Linked DNA regions of Homo sapiens: regions 1, 2, 3 and 4 are each linked to region 5. The links are chromatin contacts, found by Hi-C or POLR2A ChIA-PET in ENCODE. All regions are on one chromosome and are shown on one strand. The core of a region is the stretch at or near the end of the contact, and the rest is flanking DNA. Distances in the headings are between cores, read along the strand shown.

Region 1 (2,700 bases), core at 100-2,599, 470 kb before region 5:
GGGCCTCAGTCTTCTCCTCCAATTAGAGTAGGGAGTCTGTGCCACACAGCTCATCTTAGGGGAGAGGACTTAGGCGGAAAGAGGTTTGAGCTCTATTTCTCAGAAAGTGGGAGAGGGTGAGTTCAGTGCGGATGTGAAAGGCACCAGGTTCCACTGTTGCCGGGTGGCTGCTCACCCCTCCCTTGCTGTCCAGTGCCCCCCTGGAGGCCCCAGCACTGGGCCCCCCACCAACACAGCTCCCTTGCCGCTCTCTGCTGCCCCTTTCTTGGTAGGATTCAAGGGAGTACCCTAGCAGAGCAGATTCTAACTCCCCACCCCACGGCTGTGTGAACCCATGGAAACCTCTCCTGTCTCTAAGCCTCAGGCTTCTCTCTCCTGAGATCAGCAGACAAGGCCCAACAAATCCCAAGAAACACCACCTCCCTCTTCCTCACTAGGGAGGGGAGGGTGAACCCAACTGGCCGGGCCTTGTCACTGGAATAGAAAATGGGGCCCTACGGAGGCCCAAAAGCTCAGCAGGGGACATTACACTGGACACAGCGACAAAGCAGCCGAGTAAGTGTCACTTAGCCCTGGCATCTCCAGAAGAGATGGGTTTGGGCCCCAGAGGAAAGCAAAGGGAATGTCCCAGATCCCAAACACTCAAGAACCCCACCTCCCAGGAGTCGAGACCAGCCTGACCAACATGGAGAAACCCCATCTCTACTAAAAATCCAAAAAAAAAAAAAAAAAAAAAAAAAAAGGTCCGGGCGCAGTGGCTCACTCCTATAATCCCAGCACTTTGGGAGGCCGAGGCGGGCGGATCACAAGGTCAGGAGATCGAGACCATCCTGGCTAACGCAGTGAAACCCCATCTCTACTAAAAATACAAAAAAAAATTAGCCAGGCGTAGTGGCGAGCGCCTGTAGTCCTAGCTACTCAGGAGGCTGAGGCAGGAGAATGGCGTGAACCAGGACGCGGAGCTTGCAGTGAGCCGAGATTGCGCCACTGCACTCAAGCCTGGGTGACAGAGCAAGACTCCGTCTCAAAAAAAAAAAAAAAATTAGCTAGGCATGGTGGTGCATGCCTGTAATCCCAGCTACTCGGGAGGCTGAGGCAGGAGAATTGCTTGAACCCGAGAGGCAGAGGTTGCGGTGAGCCAAGATCACGCCATTGCACTCCAGCCTGGGCAACAAGAGCGAAACTCCATCTCAAAAAAAAAAAAAAAGAACCCCACCTCCTTCCTATGAAGGATGCACACAGAGCAACAGCAGCCCAGACACCACACCCCTGAGGGCTGGGAGGGGAGGTCTCCCAAACATCACGGAGGGACCAGGGTTACCAATGTGACTTACTGATCATCCCCAACTCTTTTCACCCACGCCATGTCTCGCTCCGACTGGTTGGAGGCCAGATCCTAAGGAAGAAGATGAAGAGGTCAGAGCCCAAGCTCACCCCTGCCAGGGCCCTTGTCTACAGTTCCCTGGGCCAGTCTGCACACAGTGGGGAAGGCCCAGCCCTGGACCTCCAGAAGCTGTTCCAGGCCCCTGCATTTACCTGGGCCCGGGTCTCCTGCAGCTGCTTCAGCTCCCCCTGCAGCCGCTCGCACTCGGCCTGGAGCTGCTCCTCCCGGAGCTGAGCCCCCCGGGCCTCTCCCTGCGCGGCCTCCAAAGCCTCTTCTAGCCGCCGCCGCTCCAGGTCACTCACACTGGGTGTGGAGCCCGGCCAGCCTGCTGTCGGTGGACAGGACAACGTCAGGCGAGCTCAGCTGCCTCCTCCAGCTCCCAGAGCCAGAGTGAAACAGGAGGATGCAGCATGGGGACTCCAAGAGAGAAGCCAGGACAGCTAGCCAAGGAGGGATGACTGCGACAAGGGCAGCGAGGAAAGATGGGCTGAGCCGCATTTCTAATTTTCCTGGAGGCCAGGAAAAAAATAAGATGGGCTCTTGAAGGCTTTACTGGCCAGACTCAAGTCTAGAGCATCTGCAAGGGCCTCTCCTAGTCACAGCCAGAGACGGGGCGGGGGGACTCTGGGTGGGGGCGCCCTCTGCTGGCAGGCACAGGAATTGCAACGAGGTGATCAGGAATGACCGAGTTAGAAGGGGAGAAATTAGGGTAACAGTGGGTGAGGTGAGGGGACAGCAGGTAAGGGAGGATGGGATGATTATGGAGAAATAGATTATATTACAAATGGGATGGTAAGTAAGTGCGAGGTGTCTAGGAATGTTGAAATGGGGGTTGGGGACTAGGAGGTAAGTCGGGGTCACTGAGATCTCACCATGACTCAAGCCAGATCCCCCTCTCAGTGCCAGGTAGTGCAGGTCTAAATCAGTGCAGGGAGGGGCGGGGGCTGGCGGTGGGCTCAGGTTGGAGAAGGCTGCATCCTGGAGGCCTTGCTGTTGCCGCAGCTGCTGCTCCAAACCACAGATCTGACGCAGGTGCGTCTCCACCAGGGCCCTCTGGAGAGAGAGACAGAGGGGAGGGTCTGCACAGGCCCAGGACTTCCCCATGTCTGGAGAGTCATCACCCCAGACTACAGCAGAGGCCCCAGGTCACACATCCCAAGCCCACTCTCCAAGTGGCTGTGAGTGCAAAGTCTCCTCTCAGCCACCGCAATGCAGCTGTTGCGGGCTGTTGCCCCTGGCGAGGTCAAGTTAATGCCCCTGCTCTGTCATTAACACACAGGGACACTTAAAAGAACACTCAGCCCCCTGTTTGGAGG
Region 2 (2,700 bases), core at 1-2,500, 500 kb before region 5:
AATCTCCCCCCGTACACACACACCACCACCACCGCTACCACCACCACTACCACCACTAAAGCTGACCTGAGCACACCAGCAGCAAAGGAGCCGGGGGAGGTGGGCGCAGGGGGCCCGGAGATAAGGGGCTCCCTTCCCCTCCAGTTTCCCACACAGGAGGCCCAGGCGTCCTGTCCGCCCAGAGCACAGGCTTTCACTGCCCGCTGCGACTCCTCTACAGTAGAGAGTGGGGCAGGGGCGCACACCAATTCTAGGTGAAGCCACAGTCACCCTTCCCCTAAATCAAGGTGACTTCTCACTGTCCCGCACTCACCCGTCTCCCTTGTGAGTCCTCTGGCTGTTGGTGCAACAGCCTGGGCACAGACGCCCCTCCGGAGCTTTCCCTGTCCTCCTAACAACCCCATTCCCCTGTCTCCCTACGCTGAAGCCAAAGCAGTGAGGGACACGGAGTCAGAAGCATTGTCGAGCCAGAAAAACAGACGAGACGTTCTTGTTCCGGCGCGGGCACAGAGGCCCCAAGGGCCGGCGCGCCGCACTCACCGTCCCTGCTTGGTGATGATCATCTCTGTCTGGTGCTGATTAAACTTGGACCACAACAGGTGGTTGTTGAGCGCGACCCTCAGTTTCCCCGACACCTCCAGTCCCGCGGGTAGCGCGTAGTCCTCACGCGGCCCCGGGTAGAGCCCGGCGCGCGGGTCCGGGGCGGCGTAGCCCTCGCCCGGCTGGTAGCCCTCGGCGTCCGCGGGCGGCGGGAAGGACTCGCCCGCGCCGGGGAAGCCGGCCGCCTGGGGTCGCGGCGGGTAGGCGTAGGCTCCAAGGAAGCGGCTCGGCGGGGCGGGCACCAAGGCGCCCCCCGGGTAGGGAGACCCCAGGCTGCCGCCCCCGCGACGCTCGTCCGCGTCCTGCGCGCCCGGCTCCGGGTAGAAGTAGCGGTGCTGCGGGTCGGCGCCAGGCGCCCGGCCCTCGTCGCTCCCCGGCATCGGCTCGGTGCCCGTCAGCATGTCTCCGCAACCCGGCTCCACGATGCCCATCCGGGGCGGGCTGGCACCTTCCCGTAGCCGTCGAGGACCCGCCCCTCCGCGCGCGAGAGGGTCGCGTGGGCTGGGATGGGCAGGGAGCAGGGGGCGGGGGACCCGAGGGCCGGGTGGGGGACCCCACCGGAGCCCGGGCTCTGACGCCTGGCTTCTACGCCCTCGTCCGGCAGGCGCGCGGCAGCTCTCGGGCTTCCTCTCCAGCGGGCCGCTGTCACTAGAGTCGCAGCGCTTTGCTGTGGCTTTATGAAGCTCTCCGGCTCCCCCCCACTCCGCCACCTCGGCCCTGCTCCGCCTCGCCCCACCCCGCCCTCTCGTGGCTAATACTAGGCAAATTCTACGCTCTTGGCGAGTACTGCAGGGCCCCCCATGGTGGAGAGAAGCGAGAGCCTGCGCGCACCCTGTAGTTCGAAGATCTTGCTTTCTGGGAGTGTCAGCTCCGCTGCCTGACACACCAGCCCGTGGCTCTCTTCTGGACCCTCGGGGAAATTCAGCCCAGCTTTGAAGTCTCAGCTCAAAGGCCCTCTCCTACAGGAAGCCTTCCGAGATGGCCCAAGTGGGACTCGCTGGGCATTCTCCTGGCACTCAGAGGCTCGGAGCACGGGCACACTAGAAGCAACTTTGACCATGAACATTCAATCGATCTTTATTGATACCTACTGTGTGCCCAGACTCTGTGCTAAGTGACCTTTCGGGTTGCCCTCTTTCTCCCCACCAGAGGTCCACATGTGCTGAGTTGGCTGCATCTTGTAGCTCTAGCCCTGGGGGCAGACCTGGAACCTGATGGACAACAGGAAATGTTCCTTAAAGCGCACTGCATCAGCAGCAGCCAGGGGTTTGCAGGGCCCTGAGCTGGGCCTGGCAGGGCCCACAAAAGCTCCCCTACCCTGCATGGCAGTCATGGGCACTGGAAGTAGCATTGGGCTGCCAGTGCTGAGAGTCCCAGGTCTGGCTCTGCCTGCCAGGTATATGTGACCCAGGCAAGTCATTTTCCTTGCCTGAAAGTCAACCTCACGTGCCTCATCCATAGACTGGGGGAAATAAACAGATCTACTTTTCAGGGGGGCTGCAAGCCTTACATGAGAGGGTGTACGTGTGCAGCACTTTCCAATCTATTATTATACCTGGATGGAAAAGCTGCTTTGAACAGATTCAGAGCCGGCTGACAGGAAGGAAACCCACCACATGCTCTGAAGGGCTGCCTCGGAGATAGGACGATGGAGGCTTTTCTTTCTCCATTTTCCTTTTATGTTAACTAATGTATTAGACTCCTTTTATGATGAAAACTATCCGTTTCCCCCCCCCCAATTGAAAATAGCATCATTGGGAGTTTTCCTGTGTATAAAGATGAAACATACTTATATAGGAAATTTAAGCAGCACAGAAAAGTAAAAACAAGACTGTATAAATCACCCCAAATTCCACCCCCTAAAGCCAAACAGGATTAACATTTCAGTGAACACCCTCTGAGACCTCACTCCTTATATACTCTCTGTCTCTGTCTTTTGCACACATGCACAAATATATAATTTATATAAACACTACACATGCTGCTTTATAATGTGTACTTTTTTTTCACTCCACAAGGTGTCATGGAATATTTTGCATATCAGTATATAGATAAAGATTTACATTTTTAAGAGTACTTTGAAAAATACTTTAATATTTT
Region 3 (2,700 bases), core at 94-2,593, 270 kb before region 5:
GCAGTATCTGATTTTCTTTTCAGACTATTAGGCTTGGGATTGCAGCCCTGTAACGTTCTTCTTCCCTCCCTATGGCTCCCTCTCTCTTCCTCCCCTTTAGGCAGCCCTTATGGAAACTCTGAAACTCTTTCTCTTTTCTTCCAGATGGGGAGCTCTGGCAGAAAGAATGTTCTGGCCTGTGTGCAATGACTCTGTTTTCTCTGCCAACAGATAAAGCTAAAATCTGCTTTCTTGGAAACCAGCTAATGTCTTTAGAAGCATGACCCTAGTTAAGGAGAGACTGGGACCTTTTTTTTTTTTTTTTGAGATGGAGTCTCGCTCTGTCGCCCAGGCTGGAGTGCGGTGGCGCGATCTCGGCTCACTGCAACCTCTGCCTCTCATCTTCAAGCAATTCACCTGCCTCAGCCTCCCGTGTAGCTGGGATTACAGGTGCCGGCCACCAAACACGGCTAATTTTTGTACTTTTAGTAGAGACTGGGTTTCACCATGTTGGTCAGGCTGGTCTCAAACTCCCGACCTTAGGTGATCTGCCCGCCTCAGACTCCCAAAGTGCTGGGATCATAGGCGTGAGCCACCGTGCCCAGCTGAGACTGGGATCTTTTTTTTGAGACAGAGTCTCTGTTACACAGAGTGCAGTGGCACAATCTCGGTTTACTGCAACCTCCAACTCCCAAATTCAAGTGATTCTCATGCTTCAGCTTCCCGAGTAGCTGGAATTACAGGCGTTTGCCACCATGCCTGGCTAATTTTTGTATTTTTAGTAAAGACAGGGTTTCACCATTTTGGCCAGGCCGGTCTCGAACTCCTGGCCTCAAGCAATCCACCTGCCTTAGCCTCCCAAAGCCCTGGGATTACAGGTGCGAGCCACCACACCCAGCCCAGATGGGGACCTCTGAATAAAGGGAGGGTAAGAAAATAATTTTCAGCATCTACTGGTACAGTGACTCATAAAGATATGAGGATCTTGAACAGCAACAAATGATTTAAAAATGGAATATTCTGTCTCTGAGATCTAACCTTAGGATCACATTGGTCTTCTTTGAATCTAAGAATAACATCTAAAGTGTTTTTGGCAACCCGTCCAGGAGGCAACAAATATATATCTCACGTTTTCTACAGGACAAACTGTGAAAGAGATACATGTGAAGCCCAGAAGCATCACAGAATCAGCTTCCTATCCAACCCTCAGGAATTTGACAATTACAAGAACTTTGGTAAAGTCCAGAAAGCCCAGGACATTACTGTAGTCCATAAGTAACTAAGCTGAGGGAAAGAATGGAATTTGGGGTGGGGTTAGGAAACCTGAGTTATGTCCCTAGTTAGGCCCCTGATTCACTGTGTGATAATCACCAGTCACTTCCTGGTTCAGTGTTTCAGTCCCTTCCCCTGCCCAAGTAAAATAAAATAATGATTTTATTCTTTTTTTTGAGAAAGTTAAGCATGATTGTTTCTATAGAGAAATCTGGAAAGTAGCCAATCTCTTAGTGTAGCTCTATGGGATGATTTTGGTCATTTTATAAGCAATGTAACCTGTAAACCTCCTGGTTGTTGTTGGGACCCTCAGAAGGGAATGAGATAAATAGGTAGTCTGCTTTCCTCCTGCGTCTTCTGTCTAGGATGATACTGTTGTGTTGCTAACAGAGGGCCCTGGAGAGAGATTTAGGAGATAACTGGGTAACACCCAACTAGGTCAGGGAATGAGTCAGGGCTCAAGGACTCGATACCAACCTCTCCCACTCCTGCCAGGAAACCTCTGGGTGAGACAGATGAGAGAGAAGCCGAGGGGCGGGCCTCACGGCTGCCTGCCCTGGGTCCTCTGGCTTGTGGTTTCACCCTGGTTTGCCCTGCAGCAGCTGTAACGTGTCTGCTGACACGCAAGCCCTGGACATGGCTGTCCCTCCCCCTTTCCCAAACTTCTGCTCAGTTTCAGAAACAGATGGCACATTCCACCCCAGAAGTGACTGTTGGAGAGATGAGAGGAAAAAGGCAGAGCAGAGCTAGGTGGAGATGTGACACTTCAGAAAGCACAGGGCAAAACACCATACATGAGACTTTTCATCCAGGAGGCGAGTAGGAAGTAGAAACTAAACTCACCTCCAGAGAAATCAGGATGGGAAAAGGGCAGAACCACATGGCTGGGCTGTTGCAGATGACAGAACACAGCTGAAGGATAAGGCTGGGGTGTGCCCTGCAGCGCTAGCCTGGAAACCTGCAAGCCTTAAGAGCAAAATGACAAAAGGTCACGTCTCTTGTTTGGAGGTATTCAGTGCCTGCAAATCCATCTTTCTCTCCTCAACATCTCAATTCCCAGTTTATAATAGGCCAGTGCAAAAACGGTTTTAGGCACCTACAATCTACCAAGTTACCTGTTTCCATATATGATTTTACTTACGTTCACAACTCCTCTATGAGGTAAGTTCTCTGCATTTCAGTGTACCCATCTGTGAAATTATCTCCATTCCACAGATGGGTTTGCACTGAAATGCAGATGACTTAAGTAATTGGCTAATAAAGTTTGGAAATAGTGGAGCAAGATCTACATCAGTTGCCAGAGCCCCCACGAATTTCATTATGCCAAGCTTTCTTTGATTTGAAGTAATCAAAATGAAGAAAGCAAAATGATGTCCAAATAGTAGAGACTTCTTAAAAGCTTTTCAAGGGGCCGGGCGCGGTGGCTCACACCTGTAATCCTAGAACTTT
Region 4 (2,700 bases), core at 55-2,554, 430 kb before region 5:
CCATGACAATTCTTCCCTCTTCTCTAATGTTTTTATTAATTATCATTATTATTTTTTGAGATGGAGTCTGTTTGCAGTGGCATGATCTTGGCTCACTGCAACCTCCACCTCCCAGGTTCAAGCGATTCTTGTACCTCAGCCTCCCCAGCAGCTGGGACTACAGGCACGTGCCACCACACCCAGCTAATTTTTTTTTATTTTTAGTAGAGACAGGGTTTCACCATGTTGGCCAGACTGGTATGAAACTCCTAACCTCAGGTGAACTGCCTGCCATGGCCTCCCTAAGTGCTGGGATTACAGGTGTGAGCCACCATGCCCAGCCAGAATATTAATTATTAGTAACAATATTAATCAAACCTTATTGCTGAAGTCAACTGATTCCCAGTATTTCAAACTTATATTAGATTTGACATTTCCTAAGAAAGATGTAAGACAGATTTTTCATATAACCTCACACTTACCCTCGTATCTGGACACTGTGTGGCTTCACAGACCACCTGCATAATAAAGTGCCTTTCAGACTGTAGGAGGAATAAAAATAAAGAGAATTAGGAGAGCATAACCTGTACGTAGGAAGATTTCCAGACTCCCTCTACAAGGAAAACCTCTCACTCCCCCTCAGGGCCCCACACAGCCCTGCCTGGTACAATCAAGCCACTCTCCCTTGAGATGGTACAGCACTATAAAGGCTATAAAGAGTTTACCTTCGGTGTCTGCTATGTGACTTGCCCTCCAATGAGGTCCCTAATCTTTTAATCTCCAAAATGACCACTAACAAAGACTTCAGGGAGGAAACAGAAAAATGTAGGTCACAAGTTTTAAATAAAAATGGTTAAAAGATAAAAATTTACATGTAGGAAAATCAGTTTCCTTATATAAGAGAATTCAAAACATCTGCTTTATTTCAGAGACCAAATTTGTTTTCTGAGAGGTAGCAAATTCACATCAAATGTGGTGAGAAAAGGGAGAATGAACTTTATGTGCTACCCTCCTAAATCTTCCAAAATCTATTAAGGAAAAATCCAGTTTTCTAATCAATTAGAATTGCCATTTGCTCTGGGGTTTCAGACCTTTCCAAAGTCAAGAAATGGTAAAAACCCAGCTGAAGTGTCAACAAACATATATACAGAAATACTTTCAGACCATGACCCTGGCAATTTTACTTGTCGGTATTTACCCTAAAGAACTGAAAGCAGAGTCTCAAAGATACACATGCATGCCCATGTTCATAGCAGCATTACCCACAATAGCCAAAAGGTGGATGCAAACCAAATGGCCATGGATGGAAGACTAGATAAACAAAATGTGGCATATACATATAATGGAATATTAATCACCCTTAAAAAGCCAATTTTGACAAATGCTACCCCTTAGATGAATCTCGAGGACATCATACTAAGTAAAACAAACCAGTCGCAAAAAGACAAATATGATTCCACTTACGTAAGGTATTTCGTTAGAGTAGTAAAATACATAGAAACTGAAAGTAAAATGGTCGTTACCAGTGGCTGAGAAAGGGGGAAATGAGGAGTTGTTGTTCAGTATGTACAGTTTCAGTTTTGCAAGATGAAAAAGTTCTGGAGATTGTTTCCACAGCAATGTGAATCTACTTAACTAACTATACATTTAAAAATGATTTAAGATGGTAAATTTTATGTTATTCATTGCATTTTCAGCCAAAATGTTTACATATATATTATACATACACATACATATACATATATATATATTTTTTTTTTTTGGAGACAGAGTCTTGCACTGTTGCCCAGGCTGAAGTACAGTGGTGAAATCTTGAGCCTTGAACTCCCAGGCTCAAGTGATCCTCCCACCTCAGCTTCCCAAGTAGCTGGGATTACAGGCATGTGCCAAAGCACCTGGCTATATATCCTGTTTCTTAAAAACACCTTCCTAAGGTGGTATGAAACAGACCAATTGCTATAATTTTTATTTATTTCATTTTTCATTATTTTTTTTCCATTATAAGCCCTGTAAACACAAGAGCTCACAAAACTGGTTAACAACTCAGTTGTTCTTCTCCACAGAAATTTTTTTAGAGACAGGGTTTTGTTACGTTGCACAGGCTAGTCTCAAACTCCTGGCTTCAAGTGATCCTCTTGCCTTGGTGGCCCAAAGTGTTGGGATTACTGGATGTGAGCCCCAGCACCCGGCCTCCACAAAATCTTTAGTACAAGGCAAAAGATTCACACAATCTTAAAAGAAACCAAAGTAAACCAACATATATAGTACATACCATAATTTCTTTCTTTTATTTTTTTTATTTTTTATTTTTTTTGAGACAGTCTTGCTCTGTCGCCCAGGCTGGAATACAGTGCTGCAATCTCGGCTCACTGCAACCTCTGCCTCCCAGGTTCAAGTGATTCTCCTGCCTCAGCCTCCTGAGTAGCTGGGATTACAGGCGCACGCCACCACACCCGGCTAATTTTTTTGTATTTTTAGTAGAGATGGGGTTTCACCATGTTCGTCAGGCTGGTCTCAAACTCCTGACCTGATGATCCACCCGCCTCAGCCTCCCAAAGTGCTGGGATTACAGGCTTAAGCCACATCGCCCAGCCTATTCCTTTCTTTTTTTTAAGGGACGATATCTGACTTTGTTGCCCAGGCTGGCCTTGAATAACTGGACTCAAGCAATCCTCCCGCCTTAGCCTCTGAAGTAGCTGGAGTACCAGTATGCACCACCAT
Region 5 (2,700 bases), core at 50-2,549:
GGGTTTCACTTCATTGCCCAGGCTGGAGCACAGTGTGGCGCAATCACGGCTCACTGCAGCCTCAACCTTCCCAGGGGGGAACAGGTGATCTTCCCGCCTCAGTCTCCCGTGTAGTTGGGACTACAGACATGCCTGACTAATTTTTCTATTTTTTGTAGAGACGGGGTTTCGCCACATTGCCCAGGCTGGTCTTGACCTCCTGGGCTCAAGGGATCAGCCCTGTTCAGCCTCCAAAAGTGCTGGGATTAGGCATGAGCCACCGCCCCTGACCTATCTTTAGATTGTTTCACTTTGCTTCTCTACCTCTGAACGGGTACATGTCCCTCCACAGTGAATGGGTGCTCCCCGCTCCACCTTGTCTTTTTTCCCTTTTCCTTGCCTCACATCCCATTCTCCAGTTCTTTTTCTCACTCTTCTTTTATTCTTCTTTACTTCTTTTTGCCCAAATTCTAAAAGGCAGGAACTGTGGTTATGTCGGCAAAGATGAAGGCACCCTGTGCCTCCTTACTGGAGCCCCGCTCCCTGAGTTCTTGTCTATTGATATTCCATCAGAGCTTGCCACCTCTCCTCCTTAAAGCCCTCCCTGACCACCCCTCCTCCTCTGAGCTCCTAGTGTCCTGGTCCCACACCTCTCCCTTGCTCCTTAGACATATACTGCCTAGTGTCATTTCGATTATTTTGTCTTTTAATATAGTTCAGCTCCACTTATATATTTTTTCCCTCAAGTAGAGTATAAACTCATAGAGGGAGAGACCACAGATGACTTTGTTTTTATATCCTGAAGTACCTACTGCTGTGCACTCAATAATTTATTTTGAATGAATGCTTCCCACCGCTGGAGGTTCTAAACACACATATACAATAAGGATCAAAACGAAACAAATGGACTAAGGCTGACTGTAGTGAGAGGGAGTTGCTGAATGCTAAATGATTAGTATCAGAGAGCTGGAAGGGACATGAACCATGATCTAATCGATTCCCTCATTTTGCAACCTGTGGACTGAGGTTGAGTGGGGATGTGACTTGACCAGGTCCCCACATGTCCACAAGTGTCCTCTCTATGACCCCTCATTGCAAAACCTTTGTGGGGGTACTGAAGCAAGCGAACGAATTGCTGTGAGTCTTTAAAAGTAAACAAAAACTCCATTTGTCTGAAGGCAAAGAGACGGACTAAGTGATTTCTCAAGTTTCCTTTCAGCCCGGGCTGGCAATCGGTTTTCTCCAGCGTCTCAGGAACGTGTCAAACGTGGGCGTCCTGTTGGAAGCACGCTGTTGCAAGTTTGTCATCTAGTGGTGGAAGGTAGGTATTGCGCCACCAGCCATCTCCAACACCGTTTTCCCTAAAAGCCCTGGTCAACGGAGTTTGTTTAGGATGCCAAACGCGTGATGACACTCTGCTAACCGTGGCCCTCAGGTGATTACAGTCTACTAGAAGTCTGCAGGGTCTCCTGTAGCTCTACAGTTCCAGTCTGGCGACTGTGTTAGGGAGACTAAATTGTGACCATCACTAATTAATACAGATGGGAAAATCTCTAGGGAAGAGGTGAGCCTGACTTGCGTATTGAAGGGTGGGAATAAGGTGGATGAACAGAATGGGGCACGTATCAGGAGAGAGAAACAAGATGAATCAAGAGGTCCTGGGGTGAGGAGAGAAGGGGAGAGGGAAGCAGCACTGGGGAGCTAACAGAAAGAAAGATCAGCTGGCTTCAGCCAGTGATGCCTCTAGCAGATTTGGGGCAAATAAAGGAAGGCCTTAGAAGTTAAATAGAAAGGTTTGGAAATGACCCAGTAGGGGATAGGAGCTCTTTTAAGTCCTAATTAGGGAAGAAATTTGATTAAAACAGTGTTTCAGGAATATAAATATGCCATGCTACCATCTTTTTTCTTTTGTCTTTTTCTCACCACCCCCCACCCCCCACGACCAGCCCCACCCCCTAGACGGAGTCTTGCTCTGTCACACAGGCTGGAGTGCAGTGGCGCGATCTCAGCTCACTGCAACCTCCGCCTCCCAGGTTTAAGCAATTCTCCTGCCTCAGCCTCCCAGGTAGCTGGGATTACAGGCATCTGCCACCGCGCCTGGCTAATCTCACCATGTTTGCCAGGCTGGTCTCGAACTCCTGACCTTGTGATCCGCCTGCCTCGGCCTCCCAAAATGCTGGAATTACAAGTGTAAGCCACCGCGCCCGGACTTCTTTTTTTTTTTTTTTTTAAGATGGAGTCTCACTCTGTTGTCCAGGCTGGAGTACAGTGGTGCGATCTTGGCTCACTGCAACCTCCACCTCCCGGGTTCAAGTGATTCTCCTGCCTCAGCCTCCCGAGTAGCTGGGATTACAGGCATCCAACACCACGCCCAGCTAATTTTTGTATTTTTAGTAGAAACAGCGTTTCACCATGTTGGCCAAGCTGGTCTTGAACTCCTGACCTCAGGTGATCTGTCCACATCAGCCTCCCAAAGTGCTGGGATTACAGGCATGAGCCACTGTGCCCAGCCCATGCTACCATCTTTAACTGGAGAGGGGAAACTAGAAAAATTATGAGTCGAGTTTGTTGTTATTATTCTTCCTATGTATTTTTAAATTAATAATTAAATTAATAAATGTTTTTAATTAATAAATACATAAACTCCTAAACTGCTATGACAGAATGATAGAAGTGCTTAGCACAGTGCCAGCACATAGTAGGTGCTCAGTAAGTTGATGA

What was found. A loop is a pair of places that touch in the nucleus more often than their neighbours do. ChIA-PET counts read pairs that join two places held with the same protein, here RNA polymerase II (POLR2A). Pooled maps may share reads with other maps.
Region 1: a loop to region 5 is called in a pooled map, with 2.7 times the contacts of the local background. The contact joins two enhancer-like sites. A Hi-C loop is called at or near these places in 1 of 50 pooled maps. POLR2A ChIA-PET finds 5 or more read pairs at or near these places in 3 of 52 experiments (CD8-positive, alpha-beta memory T cell, OCI-LY7 and RWPE1).
Region 2: a loop to region 5 is called in a pooled map, with 4 times the contacts of the local background. The contact joins the promoter of TBX21 here to the enhancer-like site in region 5. A Hi-C loop is called at or near these places in 1 of 168 maps with a recorded cell type or tissue (naive thymus-derived CD4-positive, alpha-beta T cell) and 4 of 50 pooled maps. POLR2A ChIA-PET finds 5 or more read pairs at or near these places in 2 of 52 experiments (HEK293 and WTC11).
Region 3: a loop to region 5 is called in a pooled map, with 8 times the contacts of the local background. The contact joins two enhancer-like sites. A Hi-C loop is called at or near these places in 1 of 168 maps with a recorded cell type or tissue (transverse colon), 1 of 37 single-sample maps with no recorded cell type and 8 of 50 pooled maps. POLR2A ChIA-PET finds 5 or more read pairs at or near these places in 1 of 52 experiments (BJ).
Region 4: a pooled map shows a loop between it and region 5 (3-fold over the local background). The contact joins two enhancer-like sites. A Hi-C loop is called at or near these places in 3 of 50 pooled maps. POLR2A ChIA-PET finds 5 or more read pairs at or near these places in 4 of 52 experiments (B cell, HEK293T, PC-3 and 1 more).

Annotation. Positions count from the first base shown.
Region 1 is chr17:47,698,332-47,701,031 of GRCh38, reverse strand. TBKBP1 (TBK1 binding protein 1) reads right to left here. Exons shown (of 10, transcript NM_001394755.1): 5 at 2,257-2,437; 6 at 1,537-1,712; 7 at 1,335-1,396. Among named protein-coding and RNA genes, the nearest start is that of TBKBP1, 5.5 kb to the right of the region's middle. Within about 2 kb of position 1,349, at least 3 of the 41 ENCODE cell types and tissues checked have a DNase peak (open chromatin) inside an H3K27ac peak, as active enhancers do.
Region 2 is chr17:47,731,786-47,734,485 of GRCh38, reverse strand. TBX21 (T-box transcription factor 21) reads right to left here and starts at 1,250. Exons shown (of 6, transcript NM_013351.2): 1 at 541-1,250. The coding sequence starts at 1,031. RefSeq lists an enhancer at 462-511, silencers at 692-861, 892-1,431 and a promoter at 1,243-2,700.
Region 3 is chr17:47,501,639-47,504,338 of GRCh38, reverse strand. No RefSeq gene overlaps it. Among named protein-coding and RNA genes, the nearest start is that of NPEPPS, 28 kb to the left of the region's middle. RefSeq lists an enhancer at 1,122-2,321. Within about 2 kb of position 1,343, at least 14 of the 41 ENCODE cell types and tissues checked have a DNase peak (open chromatin) inside an H3K27ac peak, as active enhancers do.
Region 4 is chr17:47,658,940-47,661,639 of GRCh38, reverse strand. KPNB1 (karyopherin subunit beta 1) reads right to left here. Exons shown (of 22, transcript NM_002265.6): 6 at 462-521. Among named protein-coding and RNA genes, the nearest start is that of KPNB1, 10 kb to the right of the region's middle. RefSeq lists an enhancer at 1,333-1,482. Within about 2 kb of position 1,304, at least 7 of the 41 ENCODE cell types and tissues checked have a DNase peak (open chromatin) inside an H3K27ac peak, as active enhancers do.
Region 5 is chr17:47,228,515-47,231,214 of GRCh38, reverse strand. No RefSeq gene overlaps it. Among named protein-coding and RNA genes, the nearest start is that of MYL4, 21 kb to the right of the region's middle. RefSeq lists an enhancer at 1,361-1,410. Within about 2 kb of position 1,299, at least 12 of the 41 ENCODE cell types and tissues checked have a DNase peak (open chromatin) inside an H3K27ac peak, as active enhancers do.